Regions from separate parts of the Mus musculus genome. Here region 2 is linked to region 1. A link is a contact called in ENCODE Hi-C or POLR2A ChIA-PET data. All regions are on one chromosome and are shown on one strand. The core of a region is the stretch at or near the end of the contact, and the rest is flanking DNA. Distances in the headings are between cores, read along the strand shown.

Region 1 (4,702 bases), core at 1,525-4,024:
CTCTCCCTCTGGGCTCAGCAAACCTGTCTCTCTTCCACACGCAAGACAATCCTTCTGGTGCTTGCAGACAGGTCCTCTGTCTCCCTCAGTCTTGCTTGTTCCAAGGTCCCAGTCTCCTCCCGGCTCCTGGAGTCATGAGGCAAATAGGAACTGTTTCCCATCTGGTGTGTGCTGTGAATCTGATGAAATTGCTATGATCAATAAGCTCTCACCCGGCAGAGTGATGACGTCACTGCGGAAGACTCCGCTCCTATTGGTGCTCCTGACTAAAGGGCCATGTGGCCAAGTAAAGGCTGCAGTTGTGAGATTTGGTGAGTGTCACAAAGCCTGTATTCTGACAGACACCATCTCAGGTTGGAGTGAAACGGGAACAGGAAACATCCATCATTTTCCCTTCTCTTCTCCCACTTCCTCACCTCAGTCATTCTGGGTCCTCCCTCCTCCCATCCAGGCCCAGTGAGACTTCCTGTTTTCCTCTTTTGAGGACTCGCTCTCCGTTCCCTCTCATCTTGATAATTGTCCTTGCCTGCTTTATCCCTCGGATTCTGTTCCCTGCCCCCTCCCAGCTCCTACTTCATGTTTATTCAGCTCTCTCCACAAAAACATAGGCCCATTGAGATAAAGACCTTAATCACTCAGTCTCAGGGGGAAAAAAATCACTCAGAACCTCAGAAAACTCTCTGAATTAGAGAGTAGCTGAGGGCCAGAAGCAGGAAGAGTTCTAGTCTAGAAAGATCAGTTTACAGGAGCCCTTTAAATGGCCGTCGCTTGGGGTTTCTGCCCTTCGTCACCAGGCAGAGAAACCTTCTACTGTGTCCAGCAAGTAAGCCTCTGTAAGGTCATGGGTATAGGAAAGTGGAAGCCTGGGGGCTCAGAGCCATCGCAAAGAGACTCCTCGGGGTCAGAGGTCACATCTGTGGCTGAGAACAGAAGGTAAAATCGGCAGGAAGTGGCACACTCCTGGCGGATGCATTCCTAAACCTAGGCCCCGAGGTAGCTAACAAGTTCAGCCTCAAGCTAACCCGGTCACATGTGTATGCTGTTACACACTATTGCGCAGGTGTGTGGGCGCTTTGCTATGGAAGGCATAGACATGGTTCCTTCCTAGGTCTACAGATGGGAAGGACCATGCTCAATGGCAGCTTGCAGAGGGAGGGAAATCACAGTATGTTGTAACAGCACACTGCCATCCTCCACGCGCCTAGCATCAGTCCTAAAGTTAGGCAGTTTTGGTTTGAAGGGAGCAATTCATGTCTTAGAAAAAAATTCCTTTATAGGCAAAAATGAATTAGTGTTGTCAGCCAGGAAATATCAGAGTGCCTGTTTTGTTTGTTGGTCATGTTTTTTTTTTTTTTTTTTTTTTTTTTTATCTTGTGATTAGAAAATACATGTGGAGAAAGAGGAACACTCCTCCATTGTTGGTGGGAGTGCAGGCTTGTACAACCACTCTGGAAATCAGTCTGGCGGTTCCTCAGAAAATTGGACATAGTACTACCGGAGGATCCAGCAATACCTCTCATGGGCATATATCCAGAAGATGCCCCAACTGGTAAGAAGGACACATGCTCCACTATGTTCATAGCAGCCTTATTTATAATAGCCAGAAGCTGGAAAGAACCTAGATGCCCCTCAACAGAGGAATGGATACAGAAAATGTGGTACATCTACACAATGGAGTACTACTCAGCTATTAAAAAGAATGAATTTATGAAATTTCTAGCCAAATGGATGGACCTGGAGGGCATCATCCTGAGTGAGGTAACACATTCACAAAGAAACTCACACAATATGTACTCACTGATAAGTGGATATTAGCCCCAAACCTAGGATACCCAAGATATAAGATATAATTTGCTAAACACATGAAACTCAAGAAGAATGAAGACTGAAGTGTGGACACTATGCCCCTCCTTAGATTTGGGAACAAAACACCCATGGAAGGAGTTACAGAGACAAAGTTTGGAGCTGAGATGAAAGGATGGACCATGTAGAGACTGCCATATCCAGGGATCCACCCCATAATCAGCATCCAAACGCTGACACCATTGCATACACTAGCAAGATTTTATTGAAAGGACCCAGATGTAGCTGTCTCTTGTGAGACTATGCCGGGGCCTAGCAAACACAGAAGTGGATGCTCACAGTCAGCTAATGGATGGATCATAGGGCTCCCAATGGAGGAGCTAGAGAAAGTAGCCAAGGAGCTAAAGGGATCTGCAACCCTATAGGTGGAACAACATTATGAACTAACCAGTACCCCGGAGCTCTTGACTCTAGCTGCATATATATCAAAAGATGGCCTAGTCGGCCATCACTGGAAAGAGAGGCCCATTGGACTTGCAAACTTTATATGCCCCAGTACAGGGGAACACCAGGGCCAAAAAGGGGGAGTGGGTGGGCAGGGGAGTGGGGGTGGGTGGATATGGGGGACTTTTGGTATAGCATTGGAAATGTAAATGAGCTAAATACCTAATAAAAAATGGAAAAAAAAAAAAGAAAATACAAACTTGGAGTCATCCACCACTCTGCCTGCCATGTGAATGAAGACCAGCCACAGTGGGAGTGGGGAACACTGTAGAGAAGACACCTATTCCTGGTAGCTCCCTAGAAGCTATTTGCTGTTAAAACAAAAAAATGAATTCCTGGAGCAGATTCCAAAATTCCAGGCAAATTTCCTCACTTTTCACCACACGCTATGAGCTCATGTTCTGGAATTTTCCCCCTGTGTGTGTGACCTTCCCTAACCTAGACTGGATGTACGGGAAAGTGCAGGTGGCAGGAACTCTGTAGCCACGGAATTTCTCTCCAGGGGACAACAGCAGGCCTCAGAGGACAGCTGGACAGAGCCCTCCAGGGGGTCTTAATGGAGGTAAGCACCCAGAGCCCAGAGTGACATTCCTGGCTACCCTGAGGTAAGCACACAACTACACTTCCTCAGCCAAGGAAACATATTTGCATATGCAAAAATGCATTCCTGACTTTACAGGTGAATAGCAAGGGCCTTAGGACCAAATACACCAAGCACACTTTGAGCCCCTGATTTTAGGCTCTGCTGGGGAGATTTTAGGTTGCTGATCAGGGAGAGATCCTGGTACTTTCAGGTATCAGATGAGAAAGAGTATTGAGACCCACAGATTTATAGATTCCTCTCAAAAGCTTCCTTCCTTCCAAACTGTGTCCACTCTTGCTCTCTTCCTGGAACTCCACAAACCGTGTCACACTGCTCACTACAACGGTAGCATCCTTCCTTTCTCCTGCCTTACTCTGCCCGCCTCTTTCCTTCACACCGCGTAGCTACTTCCATATACTTTCTGAATCTCATCTTCCTTTGTCAATCTCCTGGACTCCTCCCTCAGTCCCATTCTGGGTCACCCAAACTGTTGCCATGGTCTGCGTGCTGGCTCTTTTCTCTGAAGCCCGACTACCCCTCCCACCACAGAGCATCTCTGGGATTCTTAAAACCCAGCTGTGTCTGCACTGACCTCTGCTGTAAACCGCTGGACTCCCTGGATCAGCTGCAGACAGGCCCCCAACCCCTCCCCTCTCCCCCCAACCCCCTCTAGCTGCTAGCCCCCACAATTCCCTGGGCTCCTGCCCTTACTCTTGCTTTCAGTTTTCACAGGCTCAGGCTTTTCAGGCCTTCCACGGTGTTTGTTTATCTATCCAACTTAGCCCTTGGGGCCCCAATATGATTAAGAAGCTTCTCTTGGGTTTCTGTCCTGGTACTGTCACCTCCTAGAGAGGTGTCATTTATATCTCAGCCTAGTACAGAGAGGGCTTTAGCTTATGAAGTGAGGAAAATACTTCTCAAGGGAACGAGTGAATGAATGAATGAATGAATGAATGAACGAGTGAGCAAATGAATCGTGACTGCTGTGCTTACGATGGTAGCAGAAGGAAGATGCTGAACCAGTGTGAAGTCATCACTTCTGGACACACCAGAGACCACCTGTGTTCTATCACATCACCAAGGTGATAACCGGGCACAAATTCGCACGTATAGACAATAATAACCCTTGTGTCGAGGTTCCACAGTGATCAGTGGAGCTGATGCATGCGAATATGCTTTCAAAATCATAAATGACTGTTCAGATGTGCTAGGGACGTGTCCAGCATCCCTGACGGGCAGAAGCCTCCGAGCTGGTGATTCAGAACAGAAACAAGCATACAGCAGACATAATGGTCCCATCGTCGTGTCATGGGCTGTGTTGTACCCCTCAGCGTCTAGCAGGGTCCCCAGGGAAGGACAAGGCTTCCTTCATACGCAGCCTGGGCCTTTGGCTAGGGAGATTCCAGATGGTCAGAGAAAAGAATAGCCCCTGGACTGACCCAGGGGCCCAGTGGGAACTGGGCTCTGGTTTGGTGCCCTGTGTGTGCACGCAGTGAGGAACTCTGCTTTCTTGGGCTGTGGCTTGTAGCTTTGGAGCCTTAAAAATAGCACTATAAGGATATTTTTAGTGCATTATCCTGAGGCGTGGCTGACTCTTGTGGGGCTGCGTGTGACGCCTGAAAATAGCTTTGGTCTGTTTGCAAGTGATTCAGACAGCTGGTTCAGAGCTTCGGTAAATACACAAACAAGTGGGGGCTGCTGAGTTCTAACTATAGGTCACCCCACCCCGGCACATCTGGAAAACTGCTTCTAATGAAATTTACAAGATCTCTGGACCTTGTACAAACCACAGTGCTGCTTAGAGGGGCCTGG
Region 2 (4,111 bases), core at 376-2,875, 86 kb after region 1:
TAATCTTCATTGTAACACAAAAACTGCAGTTATTTCAACACAGACGAGAATGTATTCAGCAGTCAATCCCAGATAATGCCGAATTGTTGGATTCTAATGATGCTCGGCTCAAACATCAAAATGCTATTTCATAAAGAATACAGTATCTTTTTTATTGCTCTCACCGAGTTTGGCATTGACCATAGGAAGAATGGTAAGGGTCTATGATTCACAGAAGAATGATACCTCAGACTCAAACAGTATGCAAACGCAAAGAGTGTTTTATTCTGCTAAAGTCCAGCATGCTGGGGTCTTCCATTACCAAGATAGAGAGACAACCAAGTGAGCTTGCAGGCCAGATTTAAAGAACGTTAGTGGATTCCAGGGTAGGTAGTCTCCAGGGGCATTTCAAAACTAGGGTGTTGCGGGGGGGGGGGGGGGGGGGCTGGAAACTGTTGCTGAGGAAGTCTGGAAACTTGCTGACCCGTTGTCCTTGCTTCTGTCCAGGTGGCCGGGCAGCTTCTAATGGCAGGGCAGTTTCTGACTAGCTGCCTCAAGTCTGGGGCTTTTTTCTAGTAACTGGCTTACCTGGGCTTGCCTGGACTTGCCCAGTTGTTAGACCTAGACTCTCTAGACTTGCAGTTTGAAGCCTGTCATGGAGTCTCACAATTAATCTAGAAGGGCTGCAGAAATGGCTCAGCTGCTCTTCCAGAGGACCCAGGTTGATCCCAAAACCCACATGGCAACCTCAACCACTTGGAATCCCAGTTCCAGAGGATCTGACATCAACTTCAGACCTCTGTGGGCATCAGGCACACACGGGGTGCACAGACAAACATGCAGACCAAATTATACAAACAAAATTAAAAAAAAATTTTTTTTTTAATTGGGGGATGGGATGGAGTAAATGTTCTAGAAAACCTTATCCATGTGTTGGAGCCAACAAAGAGCTCTGGAGCTACTCCAGTTTAAACTGTCAAACATTAAGCTACCATTCCAAGACTGGGCCCCAAGTCTTAGAAAGTACCATCAACTCCCTGGGCGATTCTTAGCCATGGCATGGCTCACCGGCATCATTGCAGGAAAACGTCTCAAGGATGCTCCCTCTGTTAGCAACACAGCCTGTATAAGAGCACCCCAGCTCTTGCACAGCACCTGCAGACCAGAGCACCACAGCAATGCCTCTCTGTGGTAGGAGGGAAAAAAAAGCACCAAGGATTTATTGAGTCACAATCAGAAAATCTCTCCAGTTGTGAAAATGGCGTAATTTACAGATAGACAGACTACCAGTTCTGCATTAGATGAGGTGAAGAAAAGAAAAAGATTCCATTAAAATATTGTTATTTCACATTCTCTGGATAGCTGAGCTTCCTGACTGACATTCTTCTCCGAGTTGGAGAGGAAGCTCTACCCAGCTCAGCTCTGCGTGGAGTCCTGAGGCACAGGACAAAAGCATGGTCGATCAGTGCAGCATTCCGGAGTCAGGGGCTAACGGGGAGCCTTCTCCCTGCCCGAAGTCACGAGGTCACGGGGCAGGAGGAAAGAGGAAAAGAGTGGGGGAAAGTTGACCCAGGACTAGTTGCATGCCAAAGTCATTGTTCTGGCTCAGCCACTCCTTCCTGGAAAGTGGTGTGTGGGGGAGGGTTGCGCAGAGCCTCCCGGCTCCGGTTTCCCGGATGTTGCTGGCTCCTTGGAGATCCCTGGGGTCTGCTTATTTACCAGGCTTGAAGGCCCCAGGGACAGAAGGATGTGAGTGGAAATTATTCGAAGTGAGACACAAGGAGAAACCAAAGGCAAAGTAAAAGCTTTCACACGCTGCTCGCAGCTATCTTTCCGTGCAAATTCTAATCAATGAAGCAGATGTCATAGCTTTACTGCCTGCTACAACTTTCAAGTGTGTTTCATGGCGTTTTGTTTGTTTATTCATTTATTTATTCCAGCAATGACATTTGGAGAATGCTTTAAAAATGCCAACACAAAGAGAAGAGACACATTTAAGGCTTCTGGAAAACAACTTTTAGTGCATTTCAAGCTCATCTCTAGCTATTCCAAAATATATTTAGTTCTCTGAAGTCATTAACAGAGAGAGGACCAGGTCCCTGCCAGGAATCTCTCCCGCTCCCTCCCACGCGTAGTTGATTAATGGGATCTAGTCAGGCTGGGTTTTAATATGCTTTGCTATCCAGTGGCACACGGTCAGTGAGCTGAGAAGCAGAGTTCTGGAAAAGGCACGTGTGGAGAGTTGTGGAGAGCGCATGACTTTGGGTGGAGATCAGGGTGGGTGAATCCAGGGACTTGTATGGTGGGCACAATGAATGAAAGGGACAATCAATCTCTGCAGATCTGCTATAGGAAAATGCCCCAGCAGACTCACTGTGCAGATCCAGAGCACCCAGGAGCAGAGAAGAAGCCCCGTCTCCATAATAAGCCATTTACCAGGGTGCCTTAGACAGCGTTGAAATTCCCGACCTTGGCATATGTCTGGTACACTCCTGGTGCCTTTTGCTGGGAAGGCTGCGGAAAGGGCTCAAGCTGATGGCAGACGGAGGCTAGATCTACTGTAAACACTGACTCAGCGAAAGGCAAGGCGAGTGAAGGCCATTTCCCCCAGGAAGGAGATTTTCTGGTACCAGGCTCAAGTTCCCAGCAGAGGCCCATTCTGAGAATGTCATCCCATGTGTGGGTTTGGGACTCATCTCATCTTATGCTCCTCTTAGCATGGTACAATGTTTACCACGAGTGAATAGATGTCTGCAAGAAGGGCAGAATAAATATTGGTCTGCTCTCTAGGGAAGATGATGGTGTTGGCATTCAAAACTGGGACAAACAGGTGTGGTGCATATTTAACTTATCAAAGTGGACCTGGCCCTCAGGTTCTCCCAGAATCCCTCAGTCCCTACCTGGCATACCCAGCCCTCTACCCTGAACTTTCCAGCTGAGGAGTGGAGCTTCCTTCCCCGCCTCCAGAAGTTCTTCCCTCTATAACACTGAAATGTTGGTAGTCCCAGCCCTCCTGACCCTCTTTTTCTCTCTCTGCTTCCTCTTCTCCCTCCCCTCTGTCTCCCTCCTCATGGCAACTTATCTGGCCTTGTTCCTTGGGATCAGAGAGTGGCTTCCCAATCAACCTGCCTTTATATAATCTAATCAAGCTTGAATTGACTCATTTCATCCTAGCAGAGGGGCGAATTCTAGACAATGCCAGCAGAGGGGATCTTGAAGATTCTCAGTGCCTAAAATGTTGATAAATGGTGGAGCTGATAGGCTTTCCCGGTGCCCCTAGTGAGTCACTACCTGTTGTGTACACAGCCTGCGATGCTACCTGTACCCCCAGAAACAACTAGGAACATACTGTGTCACCTGAAAATAAGTACTTTCTTTAAAGGGGCAGGAAAAACACTGGATCATGGCAGACTGCCTGAGAATGCCTGTGTCTAACTGTGGCATTGTTATAATGACTATGGTGTCCCCAAGGTTCTTGTGCTACATGCCTAATTCTCTGTCACTGACACTATTATGGAATGTGATGGAAACTTTAGGAGATGTGGTCTTACTGAAGGAAGTAGGTCACTGTGGGTGTCTCCCTTTGAGGATTATGGCTGAATTCAGTCTTTTCCTATTTTCTGTTACACCCCCCCCCCCGTTTTTTTCCAATTTACACAAGCTAAGGCTATTTTGGAAAAGGGAAACTTAACTGAGAAAATGCCTCCTCCATAGGGTTGGCCAGTAGGCAAGGCTTTGGGGCATTTTCTTGATTAGTCATGGATATGGGAGGACCCAGGTCACTCTGGGGCAGGTGGTCCTGGGCTGTATATGAAATCAGGCTGAGCAAGCCAGTGAATAGCACTCCTCCATGATCTCTGCTTCAGTCCCTGCCTGCGGGTTTCCTGCCTTAACTTTCTGCTTTGACTTCTGTCAGTGATGGACTATGGCTGAGATGGGCTGCTTTGGGTCTTGGTCTTTAATCCAGCAATAGAACCCCATCTAAGACACTCCGCTTCCTATACACAGGAGCTTAGTGGTCTCTGCCTTATGCTTCTGCTACCAGGCTGTTTGGCTGGCCCAGAATCAACAGGGCCAAGGACAGGGGGCCGAAACATCGGAAGTCATGAATCCAAGTAAAATTCTTTGTCTT

What was found. Hi-C counts contacts between places; a loop is a spot of excess contacts on that map. ChIA-PET counts read pairs that join two places held with the same protein, here RNA polymerase II (POLR2A).
Region 2: a map of heart shows a loop between it and region 1 (7-fold over the local background). The contact joins two enhancer-like sites. A Hi-C loop is called at or near these places in 3 of 37 maps with a recorded cell type or tissue (all heart). POLR2A ChIA-PET finds 5 or more read pairs at or near these places in 3 of 5 experiments (all embryonic stem cell).

Annotation. Positions count from the first base shown.
Region 1 is chr16:30,732,722-30,737,423 of GRCm38, forward strand. No RefSeq gene overlaps it. Among named protein-coding and RNA genes, the nearest start is that of Gm33502, 58 kb to the right of the region's middle. Within about 2 kb of position 2,775, at least 1 of the 3 ENCODE cell types and tissues checked has a DNase peak (open chromatin) inside an H3K27ac peak, as active enhancers do; it is heart, where a contact is called at or near this core.
Region 2 is chr16:30,819,876-30,823,986 of GRCm38, forward strand. No RefSeq gene overlaps it. Among named protein-coding and RNA genes, the nearest start is that of Gm26295, 7.8 kb to the left of the region's middle. Within about 2 kb of position 1,626, at least 2 of the 3 ENCODE cell types and tissues checked have a DNase peak (open chromatin) inside an H3K27ac peak, as active enhancers do; they include heart, where a contact is called at or near this core.